Regions from separate parts of the Mus musculus genome. Here region 1 is linked to region 2. The links are chromatin contacts, found by Hi-C or POLR2A ChIA-PET in ENCODE. All regions are on one chromosome and are shown on one strand. The core of a region is the stretch at or near the end of the contact, and the rest is flanking DNA. Distances in the headings are between cores, read along the strand shown.

Region 1 (5,057 bases), core at 1,164-3,663, 130 kb before region 2:
TTAACATCTAATGCCTGACTTTTTAAAAATCTTCACTGTGTAAATTTAAACTATTTTAATTTTTTCTAATTAAGGCTTTCTTTAACATATACCAAAATCCACCACCAATGACACACATGTAGCCATATGAAATTTTATTGTTAGTAAAGTTTTTATCTATTATAATAGTTTTGTAAATGATTTTGAAAGTAAAGTGTTGGTTTCCCTGGGGATAAGGTCATGTTAGTGACCCCATCTATAGGGATGGTTTCTTACCCATTATTCTCACTTAAAATCTTGGCCTAAGAGGGGCGTGGCAGTGCACGCCTTTAATCCCAGCACTTGGGAGGCAGAGGCAGTCAGATTTCTGAGTTCCAGATCAACCTGGTCTACAGAGTGAGTTCCAGGACAGCCAGGGCCAAAAACCAAACCAAAAGCCAAAAAAAAAAAAAAAAAAGAACTTGGCCTAGGTTACCAGGAACGTGTAAATAAGAAAAGGAATAAGAGAAAACAAAACAGACAGATTGCCATGAGAACTACAGCTCCAGGGAAGAGTTCCACAACCGATTCCAGGAGGCCTCCCCTCCCCCTCTTGAGGTCAATCGCCTCAATGTGTGGAACTTATCACACAGATCCTACTGGAGATGGTGTAGCAGAGGCTGGCTATGAGCACATGGAGAGGGGAGGAAGGGAATGGGGAGAGAGTGGGAGCAAGAGGGCAAGAGAGGAGCAAGAGAGCAGGAGGGGGCAAGCAGCCCCTTTTATAGTGGGTCAGGCCTACCTGGCAGTTGCCAGATAACTGTGGAGTGGAGCTTAGACAGTACACTAACAGTATGTGTTGTGTGTGTGCCTATATGTGTGAATGTGTGTGTGTTCGAGGATGAGCGGGTGTGCATGTGTTTGCGTGTGTGTACGCTCGTGGGGAATGTGTGGGGTGTGTCTCTGAGCATATGTGGGGCTGTGTAGGGTGTCTGGGGGAATGTATCTCTGTGTGGTGTGTGTGTGTGTGTGTGTGTGTGTGTGTGTGTGTGAGAGAGAGAGAGAGAGAGAGAGAGAGAGAGAGAGAGAGAGACTTTGTTGTTCAGGCTGCATCCTAATTCACAGGTTCATTCGGTTTGCTGCCTCTCCAGCAGCCGGTCCTACAGGTGGGACGGTGCCCGGCTCAGGCTACCTCTGTTTGTAAAACTAAACTGTATCGTTTGCCTAGACCGCAAATGGATGGACGCGCTGGGATAAAACCCCAAGCTTTCTGGTTCTTGACCCTTTAGTTAGTCTCACCCGCAGTGCCTCCTCCATGGCCCCAGGAAAACAGCGGACAGCCCAGCTCTGCGGCACCAGTAGCCAGCATGATGCAGGCAGCCTGGAGTGTACCTGTTGGTCAAACCCAGCCGATGCTGCTCCCCTCTCCTCCTGAGTGTGTGCTTCCACTGGAGACGTTTAAGGGACTGTCTGGCAAGGGCTCTACAGTTCATCATTTCTCCTATTGCTGCTTCTGCACGGCCTACCGAGATCATCCTAGACCACGGAAGCACGGGTGTGGGGTGAGGGCGAAGAGGGAAACACTGTTGGGAATCCACTTGGCTGCGTTGATAACGCTCTTCTCTGGTGACTCCCTTCATTCTTTCTCGCTCTCCTGGTCTTCCTTCTTTTGTCCATTATGTCCCAAACCTTCGTTCCCCTGGCCCCTAATCGGCCTCTGAGTCTCCCTCTACCTTCAAAAGTCAGTAGATATAACAAACCCTCCCCACCATCACGGTCCCCAAAACAGTGGCTTGTTTTTCTCCATCGCGTCAAACTTTGCCTTTCTTTTCACACCTTCGTGTGCTGCTTGACTAGCCCGCAGGCTGCAGGTGGGACCCCGCCCCTCCTGAAGGTGGGAAAGCGAGCTAGCTCAGCAGAGCGTCCGGGACCCTGGTCCCTCTGGGATGTGCACAGCTGCTCCGGAGACCCTGAGCCTTAGTGACGTCCGAGTTCCCTCTCCTTTACGGCCTAGAGGACAGACGTGAACTTGAGGTTGGCCGTTGAGAAGGGCAGTTGACCACCAGAGAGTCACGGTTGTCACTGCTCAATCCTCGGCTGAAGGGAAGGCGACACGGGGTCCCCTATCGAGACTCCAGTCCTGCTCTCCAAGGGGGCTGAGTCAAGCGGCCCCACAGGCCCTGGGTCCCAGTCCCCGCGAGGCCTGGGGTTCCTACCCACCCCCACGCGCAGCTCGCAGCTTCCCAGACCCCCCCTCCTTTTCCTGACCGCCGCCCCCGGCGGCTGGCGCGGGAGGTGCAGCATGCGGCAAAGCGCTTTGCATAAATTATGCTCATGACGCAGCAGCTAAAAAAATCCAAGTAGCAGAAGGAGGGAAAGGGGGGGAGGGAGGAGGGGGCGAGGAGGGGACTGCACCTGGCCGCCCCCGCCCCCGGCGTCCCGGCCCGTGCGTGGCCCGCAACCCACCGCCGCTCCGCTCTGCCAGCCCCGGCGGGGGGCTCAGGGGGCGGCGGGTCCCGAGTGGCTCCGGGCCGAGCGAGCCGGGCCGAGCCGCTCCGGCTTCTTTGTCTGCGGGCGGCCGCCCCGGCCGCGGCCCCCTGGCCCGGGCTGGGGGATGAGTGTCTAGCCGGTGGCCGCTGGGCAGCCGGGGAGCGGGAGGCTGGGCTTCGGGCTCCGGTGAGTAGCGGGGTCCGGGGCGGGGAGGGCTTTGCACGGAGGGGGAGGGGGCCGGGCAGGGGAGGTTTCGAATTTGGTTAATATGCAATGCCCGTAATTAGCATAATTTATATATTTATGATAAAGAGAGAAAAAGGCGCGGGGCCGGGGCGGCGGGCTGCGGCCCCGGAGGCTGGAGCTCTGGGAGTCGAGGGCCGCGCTCTGCCCACCTGGGGCCGCAGACCCCGGGCCGCACCCTGGTCTCCGGTCCCCGCGGACACTCGAGGAGGGGCGGCCGCTTGGGTGGACGCCCTGCCCTGGTGGGGGGCGGGGTGTCGGGGAGAGGCACGTAGAGTCCTGGATCCCGGGACGCTTGGGTTCCCTGGCGACCTGTCACCGCTACTCCGGAGAAAGGGCTGGTGGGACTCTGGGGGGCAGAGACCTCGCTGTCACTGGAAGGATGGGGGAATGGTGGGAGGGTCACCGTCGATCAGAGCGTGAGCACTTCATAAATATTTAATGACAGTATTAGTATTAATAATGTCATAAAACGGGCCCACTATCTCCTCCCGGGACATTTGCACCTGGCAAGGCTGAGGGATCTCCAGAGTGGCTTCTAAGCCACTTCAGCGCTAAGATCGCCTCCTCGGGCTTGGGTGGGAAGCCTGAAACCTTTACAGAGTAGTCGCTGCAGCTGGGCAGGAGAAAATGAAAGCCTGCTCAAAAGCTTCCCTAGGCCAAAGACAGGAAGCTCCTAGCAGACACAGAGACTGTAGCCTGTTGGCTCCCTGGCATTCCTTGCTCACAAAATAGAAGGCGGGGCCCCCAGTTCCATGCATATATACCCGTCGCTTTGGTAATCTACGACAGTCAACACTGCAAACCGGCATGCTGGGCGTGTATTCCGTTTTGATTGAAGTTTGTGAGCAGGATATTTCTGTGACTCGGGGGCCTCTTTACATATGTAAAGCAGAATCACATTCATTCCTTCTATGGTACTTCAATAAAAAAAAATCAGTGTGCGAGAGCCGCACTCAGACAAAGCCCCACCTGTCCTGGAAGGAGCAAGACAAACAAACTCGGAAAAAAACAAAAAAAAAAAAATCAGATCAGGTAAAGCCAGAGAGAGAGAAACAGAGAAGACACGCTGGTTTCTGTTTCTTCCTAGAGGCACTAACTATTTGGCAACTAAGAAAAGTAAAACTGTTGATGCACAGCTGTAACCCCAGCAGCCAGGTGTGAAACTGCAGCCGGAGGATCAAAGACTAAAGCTTGATAGTGAGACTGGGCCTTAAAAACTCAAGGCAAACAAAACAAAACCCCAAGCCAAACACCCATTTCTATAAATGTAAAACAAAAAGGGGCACTTGCGGTTTGATGGCTCAGCAGCAGGTAAAGGCATTGGCTGCCAAGCCTGACACTCTTAAGTGTGGCCCTTGAACCTTGAGAAGTAGAGAACAAACTCCTGCAAGTTGTCTGCTCTTCGAACACAAGCTATGTGAGTGCACCATGGCACTCGGGTGCGCCCCCCACACACACAGACACACACACTAAGTAATAAATGTCAAGAGGAAGGAGAAGGGGGAAGGAGGAGGAGGAAGAGAAGAAGAAGAAGAAGAAGAAGAAGAAGAAGAAGAAGAAGAAGAAGAAGAAGAAGAAGAGGAGGAGGAGGAGGAGGAGGAGGAGGAGGAGGAGGAGGAGGAGGAGGAGGAGAAGAAGAAGAAGAAGAAGAAGAAGAAGAAGAAGAAGAAGAAGAAGAAGAAGAAGAAGAAGAAGAAGAGGAGGAAGAAGAAGAAGAAGAAGAAGAAGAAGAAGAAGAAGAAGAAGAAGAAGAAGAAGAAGAAGAAGAAGAAGAAGAAGAAGAAGAAGAAGAAGCAAAGAAAGAAGCCAGGCGGTGGTGGCACACATCTTTGATCCCAGCACTTCAGAGGCAGAAGCAGGTGGATCTCTGAGTTTGAGGCCAGCCTGGTCTATATACAAAGAACCTCTGATCCCCTAAAACAAACCGAAAAACATAACAAACAAACAAAAAAAAAAAAAAAAAAAAAAGGAAAGGAAGAAAATAATCTGGGCCCAGAGCTCAGGAGAGAGAGTATTATATCCATCTGTCCATCAGTCACAGCTCACACAGGCACACCCTGATGATGGAGGACAAGATACATGTCACAAATCAGAAGAAATCGCTGTTATATGTGGTATGCAATGGTACAACACTTACCTAGCATGCACAAGGGTGAATTCAAACCCCAAAAGTGAAAATTCAAGAAATAATCAAGGAAAAGAAAGAAATGTATCTTCTAAAGGTTCTCTGCTTCAAGGGAAAAAGTCTGTTTAAAAAAAAAAAAAAAAAGGCCATCACTGGAAAGAGAGGCCCATTGGACTTGCAAACTTTATATGCCCCAGTACAGGGGAATGCCAGGGCCAAAAAGGGGGAGTGGGGGGTA
Region 2 (4,831 bases), core at 1,768-4,267:
AAATCAAACTGGGGTGTTTTCTTTTTTCTTTTTTTATTAATTACAGATTTAATCAGAGTGTGCGCCTGGGATTCTCTATAGCCCTGCTGCGGGCTTCATTCTCAGCGAGCCCAGTTCTGACAAAAACAACTGGACGCCCTCGTGGCAAAGGGGAATGTCTGACCAGTGAGCAACAGGAAAGGAAGGAAGCCGAGCTGAGCTCTCCGCAGTTACCTCGCTGAGAGCTTCTGGGTGTTTGTCCCCGGCCCGTACCTGTCTCAAATGCTCCATCTCCCGGTAAGAGAGTTGATGAAACTTTAGGTTTTGTTTCCACATGTCTGCCTTTATTCTTCTAGCCTTTTTGCCATCAGCCCATAACATCTGTATTCCTGCCCCATTAAAGTGGAGGACAGAACGTGGTGTTATCCCGGTTTGAATCGCCTACCGTGGTCACTCACATGCACACACACCGGCCCCTCCCCGGCTCTACCGACAAGGAAGCTTGTGCCTCGCAGACCCGCCCCCCCCATCCTTTCCCCTAGCACATAACCCAGCTGAATTACTCATTGCTTGGCTTTAAACTTGAGCTATGTGCATCCCAGCTAGATACTAACTTGCTGCTTTCTGGGGCATGTTTATAAGCTGCATGATTTGATATATTGCTATGATTCCATTCTGAATCTTCCATCTATGATAATCCTTGTTTTTCTAGTTTTTTAAAAAAAAAAAAAACCTATTTCCAGGGCTGGAGAGATGATGACTCAGGTTTAAACATTTACTGCTCTTGCAGTCACCTAGGACCTAGGTTCGGTTCCCAGCACCCACATGGTGGTTCGCAACTATCCAGAACACATGCTCGAGGGCATCTAATGCTTTCTGACCTCAGAGAGCACTAGGCATGCACACAGCACACGGATACGCATGTAGGCAAGACAGTCACACAAATAAAATGAATAAAATCACTTCTAATGCTTCCAAAATGTTATCTAGGTTGGCTTCAAATAACACAAGGCATATATGTGTCTATGATTGGTGGTCGTTAAGTATTTTGTTTCGAGGGGGTTTGTTGTTTTTGTTGTTACAGCCTTGCTGTGTAGCTGAGGCTGGCCTAGACCTCCTGATTCTCCTGCCTTGGGATGCTGGGTTGTGGGGCTGTAAGACACAGAACCCCCGTGGCTAACAAGGCAGCCATTGTTACCTCCACTTCTTAGATAAACTCCATGACGCTAATGATTAGAGTAAGATTCAGAGTTGGCAACGTTCTATTTTTTTTTATTAGTGGATAAAAGTATAGAATACAACAATAGAAAAAGTTAACACATATTGGACACTTGGTATAGAGCTGTCATACTAAAATAAATGAGGCCATGTTCTAAGCCTTTTAAATATGTTGATCTACTCTTCACCATTAGGTGTGGTGGCTCACTCAGCATTACCATCCCAGCAGGCAGAGAGACCAGAAATTCAAGGTCATCCTCCACTACACAGAAAGCCCCAGGCCAGCCCGAGCTACACTCTTCCTAGATGACTAAATAATAATCATAACTAGGTAATCAGCAGGTAGGTTCTAGTACCTCCTTACAGATGAGACACCAAAGACCCTGTAAGTGTCACTAGCGCCAGTGCACAGTCTAAGTCACAAATGGGATTTGAATCCGGCATTTTGGTTCCAGGGCTGTCATGTGACATTATAGGTATCATCTCAACATAGCTAGCGGACCTCCACTTTGAGTGGAAGCATTCAGAAACCAAGTGTCTACAGTTCTATTTCCACTACAAGTTATCTAAGCTGGCCACGTGATAAACACGCCCCACGAAGCAGCGAGTTACTACCTGGCTGGGGAGCTCTCAGGGTTAATCGACCATGACGCCCTGGTGTTAAGGAGTTTAAAACAAAGCATTTAATCTGGTTTCCTTATGATAACAATCCCTGGGTCTGGTCTGCACTGAGCAGGACAAGGAATTTCTAAGGAAATGAGAATATATTTACATCTTCTGCTCTCTCTCGAGTGATGTCAGGATTTGTCTACCATAACATCCATCTGGATATTTAAGAGGTGGCAGTGACAATTTGTAAGAATTCATGCTCAAACCCTGACGGAAGAGAAGACATCCCAACTCACAGCGCAGCAGCGGACCCGGCACATTGCAATCTCACTGACTGTGACTAACGCAGAAGAGCAGATTCGGGCTTCTCAATGTTAGCGTTTACCTTTCATGAAGGTTGTGTATAAGGCATAGAAGCGGGGGAAATGACGCCCCAAGAAACGATGGTACGATCCGTTAATCGCTCTTGTCTTGGTCACCACGTAAGAAATCAAGTTCTTCACGTCCGCCTTCGGAGAAAGGTGAAGCTTTGAAGACCTACAACGAAGACCAAAGAGACTATCTGCGAAGGAGTAGAAGCCATTCGGTACGTAGGACCCCTCGGTAAACATACGGTTTCTGAGAGCGATTGCCAGAACTCTTCTGAAAACCCAAGCTCAGGGTTAGGGTTGGTATGAGAGGGGCAGATCATGCAGAAAGGTGTGAGCGTGGAGCGTGCGCAAAGCCTGCGGGGCCAGGAGAATGCAAGCTGAAGCCATGGAGAGATGGGAAGGGGAAGCTGAAAGATGAGCTCAGGATGTGCGGGGACAATCGGGTGGACACGGAGTACGGAGAGGGACAGGGACGGGCGTTCGGTGGGAATCCTGCATGGAAAAGCAAAACCCAGGGCCCAAGGCAGGGGATCCCGAGAGGCGGAGGCTGAGCCGCTGGAAGGGCTTCTACATCAAAAATGCTCTTCTTTCTCCAGGGCCCTCACCGAGGGGCTCGCCACGCAGGGCCAGAGCGGCCCAGCTGCAGCCTCCGGGTGACAAAGGGTCCAGGGGCGACAGTCGAACCCCACAGAGCAGCCCGAGCCCAGCACACCCTGGACAGCGCCATCTTCACAGCAGGGGAGGGAGCGCGGAGAGAGGTCGTCTCCGGGTCAGAGTGCGCCCCGCAGCACGCACGCGCCGCCCCTCCACGCCGACAGGCGGCTGCGAGCCGCCCCGCGCCCCCCGGGCGAGCCCGGGCGGGGACCCGGATTGGACGCGGCGACGCTTCCGCGCGCAGGACCGGAAGCGAGCCTCCCCGAGGGAGCGAGCGCCGGCCCAGCCTGAGGTCGCTATCGTGAGCCGAGGACGGCGTCTCCTTGAGGAACCCAGTGCCCTCGTCGGTCCCTGGGGGCTCGGGGCCGCGGGCGCTGCCCTTGACCTCTGTGGGAGCCCGGGGTCGTGGCCCCGATGGCGGCGGCGCGGGGTGGCGCTGCGCCCTCTAGTGGCGGCGGCCGGCAGGGCTCCGCCCTCCATCAATCTGGCGGCAGGTGTAGAACCCCTTTCCAACCCTCGCTTTCTGGTCCTCACGCGCCCTTGTCACGGAGTAGGTGCGCGGTGGATATTTTTTGGAGAAATGACTACTTGAAACTCGGAAGGGTTTCTAGGCGTCCAGCTGTCCGCGAGAGTCGACGGCCCTCTTGTGTCCATAGGCATTTTAACGGACGTGAAGCACGCTGAAGCCATGCGTCTGCAGTCAGGTTTAGTGTGGGGGACCTTGGACAGGTCACTTCGGTGAACTTCATGTGGGTTGTACCTGTGTTGCAGAATTCTGTGAAGATCGAAGGATGAAATGTTTGCATGTTTGCAAAAGCTCCCACGTCTGTAGAACATCTCCGTGTTTGGAGGGCTGGTGGTTTGAACAGTTGCAAAGCTGTTCTCTGCAAGAGGAGGTAGGTAGGTAGGATAGAAAATGACCAAAAGATGGGTTCTCTCGGTTCTCAGGTAGCTTCTAAGTCCCTCAACTACGGTGTCTCCGGCTCGCTAATAGAACTCCCAGGAGACACGAGCGCAGTCACAGACGGTTTTCTAACAGAAATGGAAAGGCACTGCCTGGGAGAACAAACTAAAGGGAGGGCATTTTGTGTAGTCCAGGGTGTGGGGGGGGGGGCGGGGGGGGGGAGGTCGTCCTGGGTAAAGTGCTGAGTAAGCTTAAGGACCTGAGTTCAATCCCTGACTCTAACGCCAAAAGCTGGGCACGGTGGTCTGTGCCTATGACCGCCTCCCCACCCCACCCCCAACACACCCACGTCCTGGCCTCTGTGCAGGGGAACCCGGAGCTTCTTTAGAGCTGAGACCCAGGCAGGAGGAGCCCTGGCACTTGCTAGCCAGCCAGTCTAGCCAAGTTAGCAAGTTACAGGGTTAGAGGGGACCCTGTCCAAAAAAAAAAAAAAAAGATATGTGCATATCCAACACCAGGCATGCGCAAACATGTACACAAACTACAAAAAGAAAAAATGTGATACGGATTCTACGGATTCATTTCCTCACATAGCTGCTGAGTATTTCTTCTTCCATTCCCCTTCCACTGACATACAGGTAACGAGTGTGTGTGCACACAAGCTCAGTCTCTGTCTGTCTCTCTCTGTCCAGCCCACAGTGCGTACATTTATAATCCCAGCACTGCAGTGGGGAAGGTGAGAGGTAGAAATAGGAAAATGTCCAGAATCTCGGAGGCCAGCTTGTCTGGAACGCCCTGCAGGGAAAAGAGACTGAGAAAAGACCCTTTCCCAAAGTGGCAGACAGGACAGACATCTCAGGTTGTCTTCTGACTGACGTGTGGCATTCATTATACATCCACTCGGACGAACCACACACGAATGCTCACATACATGCACAAAGATAAACATTTAAAAACAAACAGGACCGGAGCTCTTGACTCTAGCTGCATATGCATCAAAAGATGGCCTAGTCGGCCATCACTGGAAAGAGAGGCCCATTGGACACGCAAACTTTATATGCCCCAGTACAGGGGAACGCCAGGGCCATAAAAGGGG

What was found. A loop is a pair of places that touch in the nucleus more often than their neighbours do. ChIA-PET counts read pairs that join two places held with the same protein, here RNA polymerase II (POLR2A).
Region 1: a loop to region 2 is called in a map of mouse trophoblast stem cell, with 2.7 times the contacts of the local background. The contact joins the promoter of Pou6f1 here to the promoter of Letmd1 in region 2. A Hi-C loop is called at or near these places in 1 of 37 maps with a recorded cell type or tissue (mouse trophoblast stem cell). POLR2A ChIA-PET finds 5 or more read pairs at or near these places in 3 of 5 experiments (Patski and embryonic stem cell).

What each region holds. Positions count from the first base shown.
Region 1 is chr15:100,597,340-100,602,396 of GRCm38, reverse strand. It overlaps Pou6f1 (POU domain, class 6, transcription factor 1), which reads left to right and starts at 2,413. Exons shown (of 11, transcript NM_001304965.1): 1 at 2,413-2,634.
Region 2 is chr15:100,467,197-100,472,027 of GRCm38, reverse strand. It overlaps Letmd1 (LETM1 domain containing 1), which reads right to left and starts at 3,017. Exons shown (of 9, transcript NM_134093.3): 1 at 2,783-3,017; 2 at 2,192-2,343; 3 at 253-368. The coding sequence starts at 2,904. 5330439K02Rik (a long non-coding RNA gene) reads left to right here and starts at 3,661. Exons shown (of 3, transcript XR_001781773.2): 1 at 3,661-3,727.